Regions from separate parts of the Homo sapiens genome. Here region 1 is linked to region 2. A link is a loop called in an ENCODE intact Hi-C map of the cell type or tissue named here. Cell type or tissue: dorsolateral prefrontal cortex. All regions are shown on one strand. Each heading gives the region's core, and the rest is flanking DNA. Links, peaks and the distances in the headings are about the cores only.

What was found. Hi-C counts contacts between places; a loop is a spot of excess contacts. Peaks named below come from ENCODE experiments on the same cell type or tissue, not always from the same donor. Only the 100,000 strongest peaks of a DNase experiment are listed, where the experiment ranks them.
Region 1: a loop joins it to region 2, with 6 times the contacts of the local background. A loop is called at or near these places in 101 of 110 quality-filtered maps.

Annotation. Positions count from the first base shown.
Region 1 is chr5:131,997,508-132,009,643 of GRCh38, reverse strand. The region is part of intron 1 of ACSL6 (acyl-CoA synthetase long chain family member 6); the gene reads left to right. It overlaps ACSL6-AS1 (ACSL6 antisense RNA 1), which reads right to left and starts at 6,071. Exons shown (of 2, transcript NR_183256.1): 1 at 5,833-6,071; 2 at 2,608-3,324. RefSeq lists a silencer at 1,555-1,674 and an enhancer at 7,295-7,890. In dorsolateral prefrontal cortex, for the core only: CTCF peaks have their summits at 1,431, 1,630 (motif pointing right), 5,984 and 6,202; DNase peaks (open chromatin) are centred at 1,623, 5,532, 6,083 and 6,684; H3K4me3 peaks cover 1,564 bases; H3K27ac peaks cover 8,000 bases.
Region 2 is chr5:131,584,516-131,596,651 of GRCh38, reverse strand. It overlaps RAPGEF6 (Rap guanine nucleotide exchange factor 6), which reads left to right. Exons shown (of 28, transcript NM_016340.6): 4 at 4,186-4,269. Among named protein-coding and RNA genes, the nearest start is that of RAPGEF6, 45 kb to the left of the region's middle. In dorsolateral prefrontal cortex, for the core only: CTCF peaks have their summits at 6,723 and 6,933 (motif pointing left); no DNase peak of the experiment used is centred there; H3K27ac peaks cover 3,537 bases.

The sequences.
Region 1 (12,136 bases), core at 1,271-9,270, 410 kb before region 2:
GCGATTCTTGGGGCAGGTAGTGGCTGCTTCCACAGAGGCCGAGCTTCCCAATGCAAAAAGCAAGAGGCTGAGGCTGGTCTATGGTGCTTATTGGATAGAATAACCCAGACAATTGCTGGGGCATTTTAAGTTATGTATCCACCCTCCTTGAGACTCCACCTGGCCCCCAGCCTTTCTCTGGTGGCAGAAGAGACTCCTGAGTTAAGAGCTGTAGTTCTGTGAGCACACCTGAGAACATGCTCTGCCTTGTCATCTCCAGGGTCCCATGGTCCCACGGCAGCTGCCAGATCCCTTCCACTCAGCCAGTAACAGGAGGCAATGTCTCTCTTTAGTAGAGTTATGTGCTTTTTGCCACCTAACCTGGCCCTAGGGAGACAAGGTAGGGCCAGGCAAGGGTTTCCCTCAAGGGCCCTCAGGGAGAGATGACATAAAGTCGGGGATGGGGGTGTGGCAATGCACCAGGAGGAGGAGCTGACTGTTGTTTGTGGGAGGTAGCCATCTGTTCTGGGCTGTGTCTGTCCTGTTGCCTGCTGGAGAGGCCAGCAATGAGTCCTGGGCCAGCCCAGATCTCACCTGTGTGTTGAATACTAAACAAGGAGACAAGTAAAATAAGTCCAGCATGAGTCAGATGCTAGGTCTGGCTTGGGGAAGCATGCCCTCAGTGCCATAAACACCTAGAGGACAATGGGAGCAGAGGATCAGAGCTTCTGCCTGCCTGTACAGCACCTTTGTGCAAAGTAGGAAGAAGTCTCACTCTTGGTGGATAACTTTCTAAAAGGGCACACCTTCCTCTAGGCTAAGGCAGCCCCATGCCGCAGGGTCTAATCTGTTCAATCATATACCCAACCATCAGTGACATATGAGTGGGCTTCTGCAGCATTCAGGGGAATTTGTCAGAGATAGGGAGGCCAAGATCCAAGTGGAGGAAGCCAGACTAGCAGAGTTTGTGGAAGAACTGCAATGGGGGATGAGTCTTCAAGGTCTTGTGCCTGAGCAATGTGGGTTGTGGGAGAGGATTCTGGAGAAGGTTTTATTTGGATGGTAGAGGATCCCTCCATTTAGCTGCTGAGTCAAGAGGAAGAGAGTGGAGTCCAGGAGGGTAGTAGGAGGTCGTTATGATGTTATGGATAAGAATAGATGTGGTCCAAGGATGGCTTGAGTCATGGCTGGGCTCCAGTAAGGAGAAGAGATAAGCCCCCACCCCTGGCCTCTGCCTTAGGAGAAGTGGGGCTGGCCCTGGTGGGGCGAGACAAAGTTGCCCGTCTAAAGAATGGTTTGGCATGCTCCTGGCTATAGATGCCTAGGGCAAGCATAGACTTGCACACTTTGGCTTAGTTCAGGCCTGTGAGATCCTCCCCTTACCCCACTCTGGGCTCCCATTAGGACAGAGAACTGACTTGAGGTCTAGGGCCACCCCAGGGGTTTGGAGATTGCAGTTATGAATTGGGACAGATGGTAGAGCTCCAGGCAGAACAGGTGGCTCTGTGGCCAGCTGGGGACATGCCTCACAAAGAAAGCCTGAATTTGTACAAGGTGCACCAGCATGGAGCAGGATTTTGCCCGCAGCACCTTCTCACAGCTCTCCAGCCTATATGGTAAGAACATACTGACACCAGGGGGCAGCAGAACCCAGTCATTATGCTCTCCAGCTATTGTTCTGTCCCTTGTGGTTATAAGGATTCATGGGTTGACCTTCAGAAGGCTGAATTTGGCTCAGCTACAGCCCCAGATGGGACTCAGGACTGTCCCATACATGGGGTGAGTGATCATGAGGCTCTGGCTTGTTTATAAAAATGGGCAAAAGTTACAGGCTTTTGTATAACAGAAGCTACACTGTGTATCCAGCCAGCACTGGGCACATAGTAGGCACTCAAATACTCATTAAGTACTAGGTGTGTGTGGAGGGGTGTTTTTATGGGATTAACTATTGCAAACAGGCTGACTTGGCTGTTGTTTCACTGAGCACCTACCATGTGTCAAGCACCCTGTCTATGATTCTCCAAACTTTCCTTCCATCCTCCCACAACACTGTGTTGTGTTCTCCCCATTGCCTAGGTGAGGCCCTGAGACTCAGCGAGGTTCAGTGGTGAAGCAACTTGTAAGAGCTGTGAGTCAGGCCACATTCTCAGACTTTCAGTCCAGGAAGGGACCACCAGGCATGATCAGCCAGCCATGTTAGCTAAAATTATAATAACTTGTATTAGGCTTTCCTTAAAGGGGATCCAGGATTCTGACATGCAGAAAGGGAGTAGGAAAAGAAAAGGCATTCCAGGCCAAGGGACCTGTGTGAGGGAAGATTGGCAATAGGACTGAATGAAGTTGAAGGACCAATTCTGCTGGGCCAGTGAGGTTGCCAGAGGTGGGCTCTGCAGGCCTAGGATAACAGGCCAAACAGCATTGGCTTTATTCTGTGCAGCGGTTATGTCAAGGAGGTGTGGGTAGAACTGGGCATGTGGATGACCAAGGTGACACTATTCCTGTGCTCCAGAAGCCTCCTCCACAAGTCCATGGTCTCCTTGAGGGCAGGGCCAGGTGTCTCATGTCTATGTCCCCAACCCAGAGTTGGGCACACAGGGTACATAAGAGTTTATTGCATAAACTAAAGAATTCCCTGAGCGTAATTTATTTTAATAATGTGTTTTATAAGCTGTTTCCTTACCACAAGTCAATCAGTAAACAACAGATTTTGAGTGTGCTCCTGCTAGGATGCTAGGCTCTGTGCCCAGGTGGGGGATGATGCCAATATGTTAGAAGCAGTAGGGAAAAGCAGGTGTAAACTCCTTGCAGGCAGGGCCAGGTTACCCTTCACTGGAGAACCCTGTGTGCTGAGAACCAGTGCAGCCTGGAATAGAAGGAGGTGCTCCAGAAGTGTTTGTTGAATGAATGAATGAATCAACTAGTGAACCCACAGCTTCTGGGTGACCAGTTTTGTGGAAGAGAGTCTTCTCTGAGGGCTGCTGCTTCCTTAGAGCTCCAAGGTTCCAGTCACCTGACAGATTGGGAGCTTGGGCCACTCTGCCAAGCATAGATGAGAGGAATTCCCAGTCAAGGTCCTCACCTCACTGGATGGTCTGGTGTGATGCTCCCATTCCTTGCGTTGGCCTCGCCAGAGTTCCCACTAACCATCCACTGGGTCCACAGATTGGTGGGGTTAGGGGAGTGCTGTGGATGAGATGCTGCTTTGAGCCCTTGGGGTTGTCCTTCAGGATGCCCAGGGGTGGTTCCTCATCATTTGCTCGGCTGCCTCGGGAGATCCGTGGTAGGTGTGGTTATTCCTGGGCCTACTTCCTTTGTGTAGCTCCTAATTCATGTGAATCTTGGGGCCTGGGACAGGCAGAAATGGGAAGATGGGAAGTGGATTGGAACAGAAATTTCAAGCCAAGCCGAGCTATCTATTCTGAGACCCAACCAATACTCTCAGAGCCAGAAGGATTTCAAATCCCAAGAAGTCTCACCTGACCCTATTTGCCAGCTCTTCCCAGAGATACCCTTCCTCTCCCTGCACCTAAGCCAGGCATGTAGTAGGGGCGTCTGGGGGAGTTGGGAATGGCTTCTGATTTGCCATCTGCCCATTTAAGCTTGTGTTCCGAGATCACTGTCTCCTGGGAATTTAGAGCAGGAAGCCAGGCCAGTGAGGGAACAATCAGCATCTTAGTGCTCAGCCCCTGGTATAAGCAAATGTGGGCTGGCACCTGTTAGGGCCAGGAACAGACTTAGTAATTGATAGCTATTGGAGAAATGAGTGAGTAGGTAGGCCCAGGTTGACTGGGCAGCTCTGGGACAGACCCTATTGACCAGTGCCTGGGACCCCGCCTCACTCTCAGCACAGCCTGGCCCACCAGTGCAGGATGTGGATTCCAAGGGACTGATCAAGACTCAGCTCTGCTACAAAGCTCTGCTTTTCCCTCCAACTCATGGACTGTTGTAGGGGCTGAGACTCCCCCGTGGGACTCCTCCTGCCCACGCACCCCTGTCCCAGCCTTAGCTTTGCTGCAGACCATTCTAGATACTGACTGCAGATCCTGCCTCATAAACAGGCAGAAATGTCACTGGGAGAGACAGTGAGGTCAACTAGATATTGGATAGAAAGGGCAGCTAGAGGCTACACAGCAAGGACAGTTAGAGCTGGGACAGAGATCAGCAAGGTGGCATGTGAGCCGGCCAGTGAGATTGGACAGGGAGGTTGGCTGGAGTAAGGCCTTAAGGCCTTTAGGCCAGTGAGAGGAAGACAATTGTCAGTATGGAGAAAGTAGACTCAGTGGAGACCCATCCAGGCCTGCAGTGACCCCTCTGCTTTGGAAGGGAAGCTCTGGCCACTCTGCCCTGCCACTAGAGCTGATGCTGCATGAAGCCACATAGACCCCAGGACCCTGCTTAGTGGCTGGAGAACTTCAGTGTTCATCGTGACTGTGCTTTCCAGCAGATGGGCTGGATGTGATTCTCTGAGGACACCTTCAACTCACGCATTTTTTTTTCTTTTTTCTTTTTTTTGAGACAGAGCTTTGTTGTTGTTGCCCAGGCTGGAGTGCAATGGCGTGATCTTGGCTCACTGCAACCTCTGCCTCCTGGGTTCAAGTGATTCTCCTGCCTCAGCCTCCCATGTAGCTGGGATTACAGGTGCCTGCCACCACACCCGGCTAATTTTTTTGTATTTTTGGTAGAGACGGGGTTTCACCACATTGGCCAGGCTGTTCTCAAACTCCTGACCTCAGGTGATCTAGGTGATCCACCCATCTCAGCCTCCCAAAGTGCTGGGATTACAGGTGTGAGCCACCATGCCCAGCCAACTCATGCATATTCTGTAGGCCAACTCCCCTAAGCCTAGGTCTGTCTGTGGTGGCAGGGAGGGTTTAGAGAGAAATGGAGGTTGGGCCTTCCCCCATCCAGTAGGCTGGTAGGGGATTTGGGTGCATGTGTCCCCGATCTCCTTGCCACAGACCAGATATGGAAGGCTATGACCTGTGGAACCAACTTTTCTAGGTCATTCTGAAGTGTCCTGTCTCCTCTGTCTCCTGCTTCTGCTCCCTGGACAGTTCCATGACCTCTCACAGAGACATGCCTGGCACCTTGGCTTCATGAAGATACTGTGTGGCCCAAACGAATACCAGTTTCCTTTAGCCCCAGAGGCTGACAAGACATATCTCCCTTGGATTTCAGGAGATCTGTGGAGCATCCACCAACCCACCTGTTGGTTCAAAATCAACTCCAAAGTGGTTTTGTCCTAGATGTCCTCTCAGGCTCAACGGCCACATGTGTGCTTGAGATCTTGCTGTGCTATTTCTCCTGGTAGTGGGAGTCTGAGTGGCATCCATGCTCCACAGGGCACAAGGTCTGTGCTGTGGTTAATAGGCAGCTCCTGGTGACCATGGGGTGTCAGAGAAGCAGTGTTCTGGCTGCTGAAAGTCAGCCAAAAAAAAAAAAAAAGGATAGAAGCCTGACCTTGGCATGGAGCCTTGGTTGAAGAAGGAGCCCCAGCCCTGGAAGCTAGTGATCCCGCACATGGGGCTCTGGGCTGCCCTTATCCCCACCTCCCACTCGAGGGCACTTGTGGCAGCAGGAGTGTGGGCACCAGGCAGAGGACACACGTGCCCTCCATTATTGAAAGTCCTCTCTGTGCACTGCAGGGTCTTCTTGTGTACCAGCACTTTTTTCTTCCCATTTCTTTCTCCATGTTTACCATCAACACTGTGAGAATAACTGAAGTTTCCTTATCCAAAAAAAGGGTGCTACTCCAGATTCCGCCACTACTGTTTTCGAAAAGCACAAAACCAACAGAGCCTCAGAGGGGGCTGACCCTCTTTCTGGATCCCACCTCCATCCCCCCGAACTTACGTAGTGCTTTCCTCAGCAGCCACCGAGGCCTCCAGTTCCGTCTCCAAAGATGATGGGTTCCTTCCAGTGGGTGCAAAGTGAGAGCCCCAGTGATTGGTGTTCATAGTGGGTCAGTGTGAACAACGCCCAATGGCCTGCCTGGGCCAGCTGGGGCCTCGTTTTGCTTTGGTCTGAAAGACATTTTTGTTTTCTGGTGAGAACAGCCCCAGCCTGGCCAGGAGCCGGCCAGCGGCAGGAATACAAACCCTTTCATGTGACAGACCCAAGTGGAGTGATGCCCTCCTGCCAGCAGCAGGCCCTCCCCTGCCGCTCCTGGGAGGCGGCCATTTGCATATTTCCCATTCATCCTGGCCTTGAAAAGGAGGCCTGAGTTCCCAGTGCTCCTGCCCGCTGAGGGCTGGGCCGCTCCAGTCTAATGTTAACTCTGTGGACACTGTAGGCTCTCACAGGCCAACAGCAGAACTTGACCGCTTGCTGCCGGAGGGAGAGCAGCTTAAGGCTGCAGCTGCTGTGCCGCCTGACCTCCAGAGGGGGGATTCAGGAGGTGGCAGATTCCCGTTGACCAGCACAGCCTTTTGCTAAACTGGAGGAAATTCAGATTTGTTTCTTCTTGAGGCATTCAGAAGAGGAATTTTGTCAGACTATGGGGATGCCAGAATATTCAGCTATTTACCAAATTTGCCAGAAAATGTGCCCTTAACCAAGGGCAAAACTCTTTTTGTCTTGCTCACTTTCTAGTCTACAAAAAAATTCAGTGACTCTGGAATGGTAGGTGAAGGAGCCATGCCGGATCCTGGCTGCAGCAGCAATCCCTTTGCCAAGGATGTAGGAGCACAGCTTGCCTGGGGCACTTTTGCATCCCCAGGGCTGAGTGCCATTAGCTTGTGGGCTGTGACTCTGAAGGCATGAGGCAGATATACAGTACCCATCACCATCTTTTTCCTTTCTCCCATAGCTAAGTGCCATCCTGCCAGCCTCAGCTTCCTGCCCCAGTCCTCAGTGCAGACAGGCCTCTGCCTCCTTCCCGCCACTGTGTGAGGGCTCCTGCCAGGGGCCCCAACATCTTACAGGCTCTTCCTGTGACTTACCAACCCACTTCTGTCCCTCTTCGATAGCCCTGTTCTCTACCCTTTCCCACCCAGCTCGGATCCTCTCCTTGTTCTCCCTCCCTGGCTAAGGATGTCTCAGGTTCTGTCTTTTGTGCATTTCTCCCCTAGCACGTGTCCCCAGGAGACCAGCAGGGCTCCTAAGTGAACAAGCAGGCAAGCAAATCCCTCTGTTGCTCCCCCCACCTCAGTGACCCCCAACCATATATTGGCAGGACCCTCCCTACTTCAAGGAGCTTCCCTCTAGCTGGAGGAGGTCGCATCCCATCCTGCTTGTACCCCAGCCACCTGCAGTTGAGCTCTGAGTGCATGGCCTCGCCATGAGCAGCCCATATGCCCTTTACTGGTTCAAGCTTAGTTTGCAGTGTGTCCTAAGTTTGAGCCAGTGGCAGAAATGAATCATTGCTCCTGAGGCCGGGACACCAGCAGTCCTAACGTGGACATGGCCGGAAAGGCAAAGGATCGTGTTACAGCCACAGGATTTGGCTTCCTGCACAGGAGGGCCTGGCCAGGGAGTGTCCCTGTGCCTGTGAGGTGATGGTGACCCTGGTCAGTATTCCTAGGGTCCTGCCTGCTGTCCCAGGGCTTGGCGTGGAAGGATCTGAACTCGTCCACACCATCAGTCCTGGTTATCATACCCTGTAAATATTTCCAAAGGGACTACTGCTGTTTTTTTAGCCCCTGCTGTCCCTCTTTGCTCTGAGAACTTTGTCCTGCCTAATTCATGGTGAGGGCAACGTTTATCTCAGAGCGTGTGAAAGACACTGTGTATCTGTTTGCTCCTCTGTTCTCAAGGCTATTCATATTTTAAAGTTCCTGAAAGCATTGTTTGTGCCTGGCTTCCTGGTGCTAGCATCAGGAATGTGGACCCACATTCCCTGAGCAGGGCTTAGGGTGAGTGAGATTTTTGAGAGGTACTGTCATGAGGATGGGGAGGCCAGCGGGCAGTGGAGGCTGCTAAAGGGAGGCATGCTCACAGTGAGCTTGGGCTAGTTGCAACAGGTGGCTCTGTAAAGTACTCAGTCACAGCCAGCCTTAGCTGGGCCTTTCTACATTCAAGGGGCTTAATTGAACCATCAGAGCTATGATCAGGCTCCTTGGGGAAGCTTGGCAGGTGAGCCACCATGTAACCTGGCAACCCCGTATCGTATCCTGGGCCTCTATCTCATGGGGGATGTACAGTGGGTCCCACCTGGCAATTCCCAAGTCAGGGAGGCTCTTTGCTCCATTTCTGCCCTGGTCTTATGTGGTTCTGTGAATCTAATTAAAACCCAAGAGGAAAATGGAGAGCAAACCCTTCTCTCACAGCAGAGAGAAGCTTGAATCCCTGTGTGGAGAGGGCAGGTGTTGGGCAAGTGTGCGCTGCTGTGTTTGCACCTCTGCAGGTCAGGGTTGTACATGTGTGATGGTGAAGGCTGTGCATTTCTCAACCTGGCAACTGGGCTGCACACTGCTTGGGGTGAAACTACTCCCTCAGCTCTATGCCTCTGGCACTCTGTGGGATTTCCCACAGACCACTGGATTTCCTGCCCCAGAGGCTGCCTTGAGAAGCATTAAAGGAAGCTTTCATATTAAAAGCATCTCTGAAGATATTTGGAGAAAAGTAAGGGTCCTGCCTAGAAGAAAGGTGAAGTGACTTTGTGGGCTGATCGGGGGTGCTCAGATATTCGTTCATTTTAATCGGGGTGGGTTGGGGGAAGCTAGGGCCAAGTTCCAGATGAGGGTCGCTGAGGCAGGACGCTCTTCTCATGGCTCACCCAGATGGTAGGGTGAGTAGTGGAAGCTGTTATCTGCTCCAGGGAAGGTGTTGCAAGCCTGTGGGCTCTAGACTTGCCAGGCAATTGGGCAAACAGCTTTCAAGAGGGAGCTCAGAGCACTGGGTCCTGTCCTGGGACATTCTTGCAGCAAGGGAGCAGGGTTAAATTTGGGTGGACAGTGGCCCAGTGCAGGCAGACTCGTAATTGCCCAGAAGCACCTGATGTGGGTAGGGCCTGGGGGTGGTAGTAAGCTGGCTCCTGTGGCCTAGACTTGTCTTTTACTTATTAGCAGGTGCCACCATGAGTCTAGCTGTCTACCTTATGATCAGAATGAGTGTCCAATTCAAAATACGCAGTGATCATACTTGTGTGCTCAGCCACATGTTAGCCATGGAAATAGTAGTGAAAATGCTATGGAAGTAGCCACCCACACCCCTAAGCCTCACAGATCTTGCAGTAGTGAGACCCCCGAGAGCCCCTGGGACCTCAGTCTCTCAGTCTGGCAGAGGTGCTGCAGGACTTCAGAGCTCAGCTTCGGTCCTAATAGGCAAGGGTGTGGGTTCTGGCTCCAGGGTGACCATTCCCATGCAAACTAGGCAACAGTATCTCTTAGTGCAGGCATGAGAGCAGGGCTGGTGTGCTGCCCTGGGGTCTTGTGGTGGAGATCAGCCACTATCTTCCACCTGCTGGCTCTGATCCTTGGTCCAGAGTGTCCTCACTCCCCAGAGCATCCCTAAGCAGATGTTTTATCTGGAACTGTGCCATTTCTTTCCTCTTCCCAAGTAGATTGGCTGTGACCTTGTGGGGGTGGGGAGCAGAGGCAGCCCCTGGGAGAGGCTGGAGGCAGAATCTCCCGGGTAGATGGTACAGTCGCCCTCAGTGCCAGAGAGCTAGCATCCCCATCCCCTACTCCCCACTACTTCCTGTCACCCCCCACCCCCTACACACATAAACTCATGCTCACTGCAGTCCCAAGCCCACAGCAAAGGCCTGGCCCTAATCATTGTCTCAAATGGATGTGTAAGGAGACTTTGTTCTTAAGAAACCCACTTGGCAAACTCCCTTTCAGAACTGCAAACAGGGTGGGGTGAGGGGAAAAGCAGGGGGGTGTAAGCTGAGGCTCTGGCACGCTGGCAGGGTGAGGGTTAAGGCTGGGTTGCTTGGCTCTGAGCTGATCTGAGCCAGCACCGCCCTGCATGCAGATGGAGGTGGGGCTGGCGGGGGCCTTGAGGGGCCAGCAACTCCTTACAGAACTGCTGTGTGCCCTGTTCCCTGCCAGACCTGCTCCCACAGCCACCAGGGAGCCTGTGCTACCACTGCTAACGGCTCTACCACCACCCGGCTTCTCAGAGCAGGCGGCTGTTGCCATCGACTGTCCCCAGGAGGGCAGACTCGGGGCAGGGCCTTCGCCACTTTTGTGCTTTGATCAAGATGTGGTAACTTCTTTCCCTGGGCCCCACAGGCCCTATAAAGGGAGGCTGGTTCTAGTGGGACGAGCTCAGCCGCCTCCTCAGTGCCAGGAGCCTGCTGGAAAGGTAGGGTGTGAATGCATCTACTTGTGCAAGTTGTCTTTGAGCCCCTTTGGCTTGCAAAGAGATGGAGTAACTGCTTCAGCTACTTGCTATCTACTAAGTGTTTCCCTTACTACATGCCTGGCACTGCACTCTCTGTCCATGAGCTTGTTTGAGATGAGGCCCAGAGGGGCAAAGTGACCTGCCCAAGGCCACACAGCTATCAAGAGACTGAGTCATGATTTGGACCCAGGTCAGTTCAGCACCGGAATACCCAGAATACCCACTTTGGGTCCTCTCCCAAGCTCGTTTGCTAGGGTCCCTGGGCCCTGGGAGAGGTTGTAGTTTTCTTTTCAGAGCTCTTCACTTGGAGTTGAGGAGATTCTTTGATGATTTGGTGGCTGGGCTTGAGCTTCCCCACCCGTTTTGAAGACCTCAGAAGTTTGCAGAGGCCCAGAACTCCATCATATGAACCCCTATTAGAGAGGCTGATACAGAGGAAGCTGGAGTGATTCAAAGGGGAGGGAAGAATCCGAGGATCATGGAGAGCCTCAGTGTGAGCATTAGTTTGGACTCTGGTCCTAAGGCAATAGGAAGCCAGATAAGGTTTCTGAGCAGTGGCATGACATGATCCTATCTACATATCAGGAAATAACTTTGGTAACAGGGCAAGCACCTGTTAGAGCAAGGAGACCTATGGAGAGGGTGGTATGGGAGTCTGGGCTGTGGTTGGTGGTGGCTGTCAGGCCTGGGGCCGTTGGGGTAGAGAGGAGTGGTCGGGTATCCAGCTAGACAATGAAGCCTAGAGTATTGAGGTTAGGAGGCTGGACCAGCAGAGAGTTCTTGGAGCCATGTCAGGGTCCCCAGGGCCAGTTCCACAGTGACTGTGCTCTGGGGCTTTGCTTCTGCCACCCCACCACATTGGAGCCAACATATTTCCCACCAGGGCCCCTTTCTTCCTGTTCTCTCCCATGCTGGATTGCCCTAAATCAGCAGAGGCCATGCTGAGGTGGGAGGAAGTTCCAGTTTCCTTAGCCTTAGCTACCACTTGGTATTCTGAACTGGTCTGTGCTGGAGAAAAAGATGTCGGATATTCCAGGAAGAGAGGAGGAGGTGGCTAGTTCATGTTAGGTGGCTTGTTCATGCCTGAGTCCTCCTGCCAGGTGAATATTTACAAACACAGTCACTCACCTGGCAACACCAGCACCACTGATTCCCTTGAGTGCTGTCCACACTCCTCTTGCCCCCGACACACACACAATGCACATCTCTGCTGCAGCCAAGAGAGTCTCTTGGGGTATGGAAGGAGGCAGTATGGCTGGGACCCTAGAGACCACCAAGCCCTACCCCAGGTCAAAAGAGAGGTGTGGAGGTCAGAGGAGGCCAAGGCCCTGTGAAATAATGAGATGAGACCAGACTCCAAGGCCTAGGCTCTGCCCTCCCCATGTCAAAGGCTTGGTGGCTTGGGCTGGCTCTGAGGCCCATGTCCTCAGGGGACCTGGACTCACAGCTCTGCCTTGCAGTGGCTCCCAGGTCTGAAGGGAACCTCAGTGTAAACGCAAGCAGTTCTGACTGAGAAGGTCGATAAGCCTGAAAGAACGAGACCCTCTGGTTGCTGCCCAGCCAAGGTGGGGTACAGGCCCAGCCTCAAGGTCAGAGGAGCTGCCACTGCTGCAAATACCTCCTTCAGGGTGAGCACCTAAGTAGAAGTTGCAAGGAGGAGTGGGCAGCCAAGCCCTTTGCGCACTGCCTTCCATCACCCCAGGTAGGAGGAGAAGGACTCAGCCAGGAGAAGATGGTGAGTTCTTGATGTAAGGCCAGGAAGAAGCCCACCCATGTCCATGGCGAAAGATAGCAAATGACTGGCCCAACTGGCTGGTCCCCTCATACAGGCTCTGGTGGCCCTGCACTTCCCCCAGCCCCTGAACCT
Region 2 (12,136 bases), core at 2,821-10,820:
TTTTGAAAATCAGTTGTCTGTTTAATTCTGGGATATCCATTCTGCTCTATTGGTCTGTTTTTATGTCAGTACCATGCTTTTTTGGTTGCAGTAGCTTTGTAGTATATTTTGAGGTCTATCGATCTGTCCATTGCTGAAAGTAGGGTATTTGCATTCCCTGCTATTACTCTATTATAGTCTGTCTCTCCCTTTATATCTAATGATATTTGCTTTACAAGCTTGGGCACTCCAGTGTTTGGGGTGTGTGTGTTAATATATACTGTAAATATATATATGAGACACAAATATATATTATATAATGATTATATAATATATATTATAAATAATGTAATTGTTATATCTTCCTGTTGAATTGATCCCTTTATCATTATATAATCACCTTTTCTGTCTCTTTTTACAGTTTTTGACTTAAAGTAAGCATGGCTACTCCTGTTTGCTTTGGCTTTCCATTTGCATGGATGTCTTTTTCTATCCTTTAACTTTTTTTTTTTTTTTTATATGATGGAGTCTCGCACTGCTCCCCAGGGTGGAGCACAGTGGTGCGACCTTGGCTCACTGCACCCTCTGCCTCCTGTGTTCAAGCGATTCTTGTGCTTCAGCCTCCCAAGTAGCTGGTATTACAGGCGCGTACCACCACACCCAGCTAATTTTTGTATTTTTTAGTAGAGACAGGGTTTCGCCATGTTGGCCAGGCTGGTCTTGAACTCCTGACCTCAAGTGATCTGCCTGTCTCAGCCTCCCAAAGTGCTAGGATTACAGGCATAAGCCACTGCACCCAACCTCTGTCCCTTAACTTTCAATCTATGTCTTTAACAGTGAGGTGAGTCTGTTATACGCAGCATACATTTGGGTTTTATTATCCATTCAGCCATTCTATATCTATTAATTGGAGGAGCTTACCCAGTTACATTCAAGGCTGTTATTTATAGGTAAGGATTTATTCCTGCCTTTGTGTTAATGGTTTTCTGGTTGTTTTATAGATTTTTTTTTCTGTAGCCTTCTTTCTCTCTTGTTCATCTCTGTGGTTTTGTGGCTCACTGTGGTGCTATACTTTGTTTCCTTTCTCTTTCTCCTTTGTGTATCTGCTGTACTTACTTTATGTTTACTATAGAGCTAGCATAAAGACTCTTGTTATAATGCACTATTTTAAGCTGATAGCAAATTAACTTTGGTCTCTGTATTACTCCATTCTCACGCTGTCATAAAGAACTACCTGAGACTGGGTAATTTGTGAAGAAAAGAGGTTTAATTTACTCACAGTTCCACAGGCTTCACAGGAAGCATGAGTGGGAGGTCTTAGGAAACTTACAATCACAGCAGAAGGTGAAGGGGAAACAAGCACTCCTTACCACGGTGAGCAGGAGACAGAGAGAGAATGCGATGGGGGGAAATGCCACACTTAAACCATCAGATCTTGTGGAACTCACTGTCATGAGAACAGCATGGGGGAAAATCTGTCCCCATGATCCAGTCGCCTCCCACCAGGTCCCTCCCCTGACACATGAGGATTACAATTCAACATGAGATTTGAGTGGGGACATAGAGCCAAACCATATTATTCCACCACTGGCCCCTCCCAAATCTCATGTCCTTCTCACATTTGAAAACCAATCATGCCTTCCCAGCAGTCCCCCAAAGTCTTAACTCAATCCAGCATTAACTTAAAAGTCCAAGTCCAAAGTCTCATCTGAGACATGGGAAGTCCCTTCCACCTATGAGCCTGTAAAATCAAAAACAAGTTACTTCCAAAATACAATGGAGATACAGGCATGGGGTAAATGCTCCTGTTCCAAATGGTAGAAATTGGCCAAAATAAAGGGGCTACAGGTCCCATGCTAGTCCGAAACCCAGCAGGGCAGTCATTAAATCTTAAAGCTTCCAAATAACCTCCGTTGACTCCATGTCTCACATCCAGGGCACCCTGAGGCAAGTGGTGGGCTCCCAAGGCCTTGAGCAGCTCTGCCCCTGTGGCTCTGCAGGGTACAGCCCCTGTGGCTACCTTCATGGGCTGGCGTTGAGTGCCTGTGGCTTTTCTAGGCTCCTAGTGCAAACTGTGGTTCTACCATTCTGGGGTCTGAAGGACAATGGCCCCCTTTTCGCAGCTCCACTAGATAGTGCCCCAGTGGGGACTCTGTGTGGGGGCTCCAACCCCACATTTTCCCTCTGCACTGCCCTAGTGGAGGTTCTCCATGAGGGCTCTGCCTCTACAGCACACTTCTTCCTGGACATCCAGGCATTTCCATACATCCTCTGAAATCTGGGCAGAGATTCCCAAACCTCAACTTTTGACCTCTGCGTACCCGCAGGCCCAACACCATGTGGAAGCCGCCAAGGCTTGAGGCTTGCAGCCTCTGATTCAATGGCTTGAGCTATACTGTTGGCCCCTTTTGGCCACACAGTTTTAAACTAGCAAATCTTGTGAGAGCTCACTATCATGAGAACAGCATGCGGTAAATCTGCCCCCAGATGGAGCTGGAGCAGCTGGGATGCAGGGTACCATGTCCTGAGGCTACACAGAGTAGCAGGGTCCTGGGCCCAGCCCATGAATCATTTTTGGTTGGCCTCTGGGCCTGTGATAGGAGAGGCTGCCTTGAAAGACTCTGAAATGCCCTGGAAACATTTTCCCCATTGTGTTGGCTATTAACATTTGGCTCCTTTTGTGCACATTTCTGCAGCGGGCTTGAATTTCTCCCCAGAGAATGGGGTTTTCTTTTCTACCACATTATCAGGCTGCAAATTTTCTAAACTTTTATGCTCTGCTTCCCTTTAAAATATAAGTTCCAGTTTCAGATAATCTCTTTGTTCATGCATATGAACGTACACTTTTAGAAACAATCAGATCACCTCTTGAATGCTTTGCTGCTTAGAAATTTCTTCTCCCAGATACCCTAAATCATGTCTCAAGTTCTAAGTTCCATAGATCTGTAGGGCAGGGGCAAAATGCCACCAGTCTAATTGCTAAAGCATAGCAAGAGTGACCTTTACTCCAGTTTCCAGTAAGTTCCTCATCTCCATCTGAGATCACCTCAGCCTGGACTTCATTGTTTATATCACTTATCAGTATTTTGGTCAAAAGCATTCAACAAGTCTCTAGGAAGTTCCAAACTTTTCCACATCTTTTCTGTCTTTTTCTGAGTCCTCCAAACCATTCCAGCCTCTGCCCGTTACCCAGTTCCAAAGTCACTTCTACATTTTCAGGTATCTTTGTAGCAGTGCCCCACTATTACTAATAATTTGTATTTCTATTATTGCACATATAATTATAGCAAAATTAGAAAACATAGGCAGTGAGAAAAACTTCATCTGAAACTTTGTTGTGAAGAATAAGAATGATTTCTCTGTGGTAAATTCCTTGGGATAACATTGTGGAGCTAAAGGTTATGACATCCTTGTGGCTTGTGCTGAAGATTCCTATATTGATTTGGAAAAAGGGTTTTGGTGATTTTGATTTGTAGTATTAGTAAGCAGTGAATAAATTTTTATCACAGCCCCTGTAAAATGGATACTATATGTGGATTTGGTTAGTATTTTAGAGTTGTTTTCATTTGCATTTTCTGTTTACTAGTGACTCTGTGTTCTGTGTAGCTGTTAAGAATTGTCTGTTTTAATCTTCTGTTCATTTACTACTTGAAATAGTAATGCATTTCTGTGAGTACTGATACCTATTACAGGTATTATCTTTAATTGTATCACATTTGAAAATTATTTTCTGTTCATCTTTTTGTTGTATTCAAGTTTTAACTTGTATGTGCTAATATACTTCAGAATTAAATGTTATTTTCTTCTACAAGTGTGATACAATTCTTCTGTTTTCTTTTTTTCTAGGAAACATGTTTCTTAATTGCTTTCTTAGCTTTAAAGCTTTAATTAAACTGAAATTTATTTCAAGGAACAGTATAAACAATGATTGTTGTTTTTTGCTAAAATGTATTTCCAAAATACTTTATTCACTTTAAGTATTGGTGTTTTATAGTATGTATCTTAAGATAGTGATTATACTTTTATTTCACATAAACGTGGTCTGTATAAAACCTTAGGCAACAGGCAAAATATTCCAAATTTCCAGGTAGTGTTACTTCATTTTTAATTATTTGTACTATTATCAGAATATATTTCTTATTGAATTCATATACATATGAACATGTGTGTTGTTTTGCTCATTTATTTACTTATTTATTTAAACAGTTCAGAAACGATTGCCAGATGTTGGTATATCCTACTTTCTGGATCTGTGCTTGTGAAAGGCTCCATGGTCTTGCCTCCTTGCAGGTACGTTTACATTTGCTATATGGCAGGCAAAGTTAATGTTAAACTATTTTGTATAGGATGTATATTTTCTTTCAGTAAGTGATACATCTTTTAAATGTCTTTGCTTGTTGGCACCATTGGAAATACTTGGCAGGAATCAGTTAATCTTTTGTTATTTCTGAGGGTATAATCTGTAAGCTTACACCATGACATGATATCTTCTTCCTGTCTGAAAATTAGTTTTATGGGGCTGGGCACGGTGGCTCACACCTGTAATCCCAGCACTTTGGGAGACTGATGCGGGCGGATCACCTGAGGTCGGGAGTTCGAGACTAGTCTGACCAATGTGGAGAAACCCCGTCTCTATTAAAATACAAAATTAGCTAGGTGTGGTGGCGCATACCTGTAATTCCAGCTACTCAGAAGGCTGAGGCAGGAGACTCGCTTGAACCTGGGAGGTGGAGGTTGCCGTGAGCTGAGACCACGCCATTACACTCCAGCCTGGGCAACAAGAGCGAAACTCCATCTCCAAAGAAAAAAAAATTAGTTTTATGTACGATTTGATCTGATTTATCTAATTGGTTTTTGATTCATTGCTGTTATTGGGTGTAGAGAGGTGATATAATAGTTAAGAAATTGGTTTTTGGAGTAAATCAACTAGATTAAAATTCTGATTCCATCACTAGTTATGTGACTTTGGACAAATTTTAGTTTTCTTGGCTGACAAATGGGAATAATAATGGTACCTACTTAAGTATTGTCATGAGGTGTTAGGAAACTACTACAAATGTTCTCAACAGAAGTCTATAAGGGTTCACACTCTGGAGCCAGACTTCATGAGTTCATATCTGCTCTACTGTTTCTTGGGCAGATTACTTAATTTCTTTGTGCCTTACTTTGCTCATTTGTAAAATGAGCATAATAATACAACCTCTTTCATAGCATAAGCTAGTTCTGAGAAATAAATGACTTACTCTACATAAAGCTCTTAGAACAGTGCCTGGCTGTTAGAAGTAATTGTTAATTATTTTAACTATTAGGTAAAAGAGAAGGGTGGTAGAAAGAAGGTCAGTTGTGGAATTCTGTTAGTAATTATTAAGATTTTAGGGCCTCAACGTATGCTTTAGTGACATAAAAATGTAATTTTTTGTGACTTTTTTCCCAAAATGTTGAGAAGAAATTTCTAGGCTTTTAAAGTAAGACTTCCAATTGTAGTTAATTTAGTGGCATAACTATTTAACATAAATATCAGGATATGGGACATCTCAATTTAAATATCATTTTAGAAGTCATGCCTTGACTCCTGAAACTTTACATCATTGGCCTTTGGTTAAATGAAATGTGCTAATTGACCAGTTGAATAACACATATAGTTGACTGTATTTATAAATATATAGTAGTTCTTGGCTTTTTTTGAGCTTTTTGGCCATTGTTCCTTTTCCCTGTATTTGTGAAACTCACATTAATGAATTTGTATTGTTAGTCCCTGAGAACTGAATATGCTGGATTGATATTGCCTATGGTTATATTTTAAGATTATTAGTATTTTTCTGTTGAACACTCCTGCTGTTCTGAATGGTCAAGATCTTTGTTATGAGGACTTTTAATAGCCCTTAATCAACTGCAATAATTCACTACTAGTTTGTGATCAAGACAATGAAGTTTATCTTTTTAAGTAAATAATCAGAATGTTTGAGATTTTAGAAAAATCATGGTATGCATTAATGTAATCATAAACTTCACAGGAAACATGATTATGGAAGTTTAATCTTTATTCTAAAGAATAATACTGATTAGGGAATTTATCTTTTGTGTGAAAGATTTATAATAGGCTATTGTAGGTTCATTTTTAGGATTTGTGAGTTACTATAACAAATAAACTACCTGGAATAATGCTTAGCATATATTAAGCATCAAGTAATTTTTGGCTTCTTCAGTCAGAATACAGAAACCATACCGTAATTGGAACAAGTGAAGTTTGATTTTTTTATTATTATGATTTTTTAAATTTGAGACAGAGTCGCTGTTGCCCAGGCTGGAGGGCAGTGGCATGATCTTGGCTCACTGCAACCTGCGCCTTCTGGGTTCAAGCAATTCTGCCTTAGCCTTCCGAATAGCTGGGATTACAGGTGTGTGCCACCACACCCAGCTAATTTTTGTATTTTTAGTAAAGACAGGGTTTCACCATGTTGGCTAGACTGGTCTCAGGCTCCTGACCTCAAGTGATCTGCCCGCCTTGGGCATTACAGTGCTGTGATTACAGACATGAGCCACTGTACCTGGCCTGAGCAGGTAAAGTTTAATTTTAAAATTAAACTAGTTCAAGGGATTAGCTACTAAGAAGGATAAAGCAGAATACCCTACAGCTGAGGGCGAGTTCCCAAAGACAAAACAAACTTGAAAGGGAGACAGACCCCTTCCTCACGACTAGAGTTGAGACTTGGTTGAAGAATGTTAGTTGCAGCCCAATAAATAGCAGAGACATTCACTGGGTTGCTCTGGGACAGAGCTGGTCCACAGTTGTCTGGTCAAGGCTGGCAGGAAGGGGAAGGGAACTGCTGACCAGGAGTGGCACTTAGGAGACCCCCCTTACCAGGATGCAGATGGCCCCTGAAGCTGGGGACAGGAAACAGAAGCCCTCCAATTGCAGAGGAAAGACTTTCTTACTGCAGTGTTACTCTAGCACCCTCTGCTGACAAAACTGTAACATTTTCAGCTAGCAAAGGAGAACATTTACACAATTCTCATCCTTATCACAAAGTATGGCAATAAAGGGTAGATTTGAAGCTGAGAGCCAGTATGTTTGGAGAGGCAGTAAATAACTGTCACAGTCCACTCCCCTGGCTGCTCAGCTTCCTTATGAATGCTTCTAAACACACTTGAAATTCCATTCAACAATCTGTGTCTACGTAACAAGACAAAACTATCCTTTATACAAATGGAGTTCTTACCCTCTCCCCCAAATAAGGAGACACACAACAACAATCATTGCTAGCTATATTTGTATGTAATCTGTCATAGTGCCTCTGAATATTCTGTTAACTAAAGACTACCTTATAAAGTTTACCTTCAATATCTTATACTATATATATAGTAAGCAAAGAGAAAATGCAAAAAGCTACTTACTACAGTCTTTGTTTCTATAATGGGACACAAGGCTATAGTTCATATCTCTGTCTTTCACTACCCATTCAGTATTTCTTGCCTTAACTAAAACTTCAGCTGTTCTGTGTCCTTTACTTTGTGATTGGAACAAAACTTTAATTTTGATGTGTCTTCAACTATCCTGCCTTTTTCTTAGTTGCTGTAGTTTTTCATTAACCTTTTTTTTTTTAAGACAGAGTCTCACTCTGTCACCCAGGTTGGAATGCAGTGATGTGATCCCAGTACACTGCAATCTCTGCCTCCCGGGTTCTGGCAATTCTCCTGTCTCAGTCTCCCAAGTAGCTGGGATTACAGGCATGCACCACCATGCCCGGCTAATTTTTATACTTTTTGTGGAGACAGGGTACCATGTTGGCCAGGCTGGTCTCAAACTCTTGACCTCAAGTGATCTGCCTCCCTTGGCCTCCCAGAGTGCTAGGATTACAGGTGTGAGCCACCTCGCCTGGCTGTTTTCCATTAATCTTTATTGTTTTTGTTGTTGTTGTTGTTGTTTTTTAAGACGGAGTCTCACTCTGTTGCCAAGGCTGGAGTGCGGTGGCTCAGTCTCGGCTCACCTCAACCTCTGCCTCCCAGGTTCAAGTGATCCCTCTGCTTCAGCATCCCAAGTAGCTAGGACTGTAGGTGTGCACCACCACACCTGGCTAATTTTTGTATTCTTAGTAGAGATGAGGTTTCACCATGTTGGCCAGGCTGGTCTCGACCTCTTGACCTCAAGTGATCCACCTGCGTTGGCCTCCCAAAGTGCTGGGATTACAGTGTGAGCCACCCTACAGTGTGAGCCACCGCACCTGGCCCCATTAATCTTTAATAGTGGGCATGGCAATACTAACAGGAGCATAAGAGAATGGCCTAAGTTCCAGATGTAGTCTTTCTTGCCTACATTTTGTGCAGTAACCCATTTTTCCTCTGCTAATTGGAATCAGTCACGTGGGCCAGTAGACTAACCTCTTTTGCTGCCTGTTGGTTTAATGACTAGGTAGAAGTCTCTAGTTCAGTGGAACCATTGTTGTGTTTACTGGTAGAAGCAATACTCTTTTGTACACTAAGCCTCCAAACCAGCAGAGCTTAGAGTTGTTGGGAGGGGAAGCAAAAATAGTGTGAATGAGTTTATGAGAGGAAAATAAATCTCAGGACCCCCAAATCACTAAGTCAAAGAGAAAAGTCAAGCTGGGAACAGCATCCAGCAAAACTGCCTCCCATTTTATTCCTAAATAAGATAGCTACAAAAATTTAAAAAAAAAAAAAAGCTACATTGCTCCCTCATGATTTGTCCATAAGGAAATACCTTGTGGACCTAAGATCTTTACTCTAAACAGACTGAGGGAGCAAACCCAGCAAGGCCTTTCCAGATTTTTCTTGGCCTATGTAGCATTCCTTCCTTCCAGGTAGGGGGCAGGACCCCTCTGGAATGAGGGTTTTCAAGGGAGAAAGGAGAGTAACATTTCTAGGTTTTATGGCTTCCTTTGGGGAAGAGGAGTTCTACTTTCTATGACTCACCTTGGGAAAGAGGTTTCTGTTACTCACTTTGAGGGAGAAAGAGGGGCAAGAGAAGGTCAGAGACTTTGCCTTTGAGTCGTTTCAATATCCTTTAAAGAACTCACCGTGCCAAAGCACCATATTTTGGAGTATTGTTTTCTGAGTTCCAACAACTCTCTAGTTTTAGCTCTTTTATTGAGAAATATAATATGGGGAAAAGTGCAGATAACATAAATCTACATGTTAGTGAGTTACTATACATTGAATGTTTGTCTAATCACTACCCATATCAAGAAATTGAACATTGTCATTACCTAGAAGCAGCTTCCATGCCTTTTCTTAAATCTACTCTCTTACTTTTCCTCAACACCAGTTTCCTGAATTTTAATCAGTCTTGTATCTCTGAAGAGTTTTGGCCTGTGGATATGTATACCTTAGTTGAGGGTTATTATAAGTAATGCAGCTGTGAACATTTTTGTATATTAGATGCACATGTGGATACATTTCTGTTGTATATACTTAACAAGGAATTGTTGGCTCACAGTGTTGTAGGACTTCCTTTTAGTTCAGCTAAGAGCCGGGTCTTGTTACACAGCCATGAAATACTAGGCTCACAGACACTTTGAAGGATGAGAATAATGGAATCTATTGGGCAAAAAGGAAAAAGGGGAAACAAGAATTCTCTGCAAAACCAATTTCTGCTAGTATGCTTCCCACCTGGCAGATTGAATCCCAGGTACCATGCAGGAAGAGGAGGGGCCAGGCTCTTCCTCACAGCAAAGGGCACAGACTTCTGTGGCTCCACCCCTGTGTGTGCTTCTCCCAGTGTGCAGGCCAGTTAGAATTTTTCTGGGAACCCCTTTACACTTGACTGTCTCAACAGGGTGTGCCTACATTAAGCTTTGTTAATTCCAAGTTGCATTCCAAATTGATGCACTAATTTACACACCCACCAGTGGTGTGTGAGAGTTCCCATTGTTCCACATTCTAACCAACACTTAGTAATACAAGTCTTTTTACTTTAAAGTTTTTGGCTGCTTAATTTCAGTCATTCTTTTCAATTTTATAGTTTTGATTTGCATTTTAATGACTGCCGATGAATACATTTTCATTAGAATGACTTTTTTTTTTTAAGATAGAGTCTTACTTTGTCACCCAGGCTGGAGTGCAGTGGCACAATTTTGGCCCACTGCAACCTCCACCTCCCAGGTTCAAGCAATTCTCCTGCCTAAGCCTCCCAAGTAGATGGGACCACAGGTGCGTGACACCACGCCCAACTAAATTTTGTATTTTTAGTAGAGACAGGGTTTCACCACTGCTGGCCTCAAGTAATCCACCTGCCTTGGCTTCCCAAAGTGCTGGGATTAGAGGCTTGAGCCTCCATACCCAGCCTAGAATGACCTTTTTTGTAAAGTGACTTCTCAGGTCTGTTCCTCATTTTCCTAATAAGTTGTCTTTTTGTTTTTGAGATGTAGAAATTTTTTATATATTCTGAATAAGAAACCTTGCTTGGTTATTTTTGTTGGAAATACTTTTCCCCACTCTGTCTTATTCATTGTCGTATTCATTCTGTTAGTAACGTCTTTGGATGAACATGAGCTCTTAATTCTAATGTAGAAAAATTTGTCTTTCCTGTTTCTGAGGTTGTGAACCCCAAAAATCTGAGACAGGTCTTAGTTCATTTAGAAAGTTTATTTTGCCAAGGCTGAGGACGTGTGCCTGTGACACAGCCTCAGGAGGTCCTCATGACATGTGCTCAAGGTGGTCAGAGCACAATTTTGTTTTATACGTTTTAGGGAGACATAAGACCTCAATCAACATATGTAAGATCAGCATTGGTTCAGTCTGGAAAGGCAGGACTACTTGAAACAGAGAGGGGGCTTCCAGGTCATAGGTAGATAAGAGACAAATGGTTGCTTTTTTTGTTTGTTTTTTGGGGACGGAGTTTCGCTCTTGCCGCCCAGGCTGGGGTGCAATGGCGCGATCTTGGCTCACTGCACCCTCCACCTCATGGGTTCAAGCTATTCTCCTGCCTCAGCCTCCCCAGTAGCTGGGATTACAGGTGCCCGCCACCACACCCAGCTAATTTTTATATTTTTAGTAGAGACGGGGTTTCACCATCTTGGCCAGGCTAGTCTCGAACTCGTGACCTCAGGTGATCCATCCACCTCGGCCTCCCAAAATGCTGGGATTACAGGTGTGAGCCACTGTGCCCAGCTGGTTGCATTTTTGTTTTTTTTTGAGTTTCTGATTAGCCCCTCCAAAGGAGGCAATCAGGTATGCATTTATCTCAGTGAGCAGAGGGGTGACTTTGAATAGAATGGGAGGCAGCTTTGCCCTAAGCAGTTTCCAGCTTGACTTTTCCCTTTAGCTTAGTGATTTGGGAGGCTCAAGATACTTTGCTTTCACAAGGCCATGGAGATATATATGTATGTATGTATGTATGTATGTATGTATGTATGTATGTATGTATAGTTTTTTTTTTTTCTTATTTTCTAGAACTTTTCTTGTTTTCCTTTCACAGTTAAATCTGTAGTCTACCTGGAATTGAGTTTTGGGTATGGTATAATGTTGCGTCGTTTTCCATAGGGATACCTAGATGTCCTTTTCTCACTCATTTAGTGCCACCTTTTATGTAAATCAAATATCCACATATGTGTGTGCCAGTTTTAATTTTCATGTTTTTGATGAATAATGATGTTGAACACTTTTCCTTATGCCCTTATGCTTATTGGCCATTGCTTTCTGTTTTTTCTTTAATAAAGTATCCCTTAAATTTTGTGTGCCTGTTGTTAAACTCCTGTTATTACTGTAACTGTCCAGTGGATTCTTCCTGCCCACCTGTACAGACAAAACCAATTCACTGAGACCATGGCATTGTAATAAAGAGTTTAATTGACACAAGGCTGGCCACGCCCTGTGGGAGATGGAGTTATTACTCAAATTCATCTCTCCCAAAATTTGGAGGTTAGGATTTTTTAAGGATAGTTTGGTGGGCCAGGGAATCTGGATTCTGGGTGAAGCCACAGGACTGGTTAGCAGGAGGTCTGTGGGTCCTGGTGGCCACTGATGAATCATCAGAAATGCTAAAAACCTGAAAAGACATCTCAATAGGCCAATCTCAAATTCTACAATAGCACTGTTACTTGCAGGAGTAATTGAGGGAGTTGCAAATCTTGTGACTTTTGGAATAATGACTGGTAATCATTTATGTCTACAGCTTAGCAGAATTCAGCTCCTCATCCTT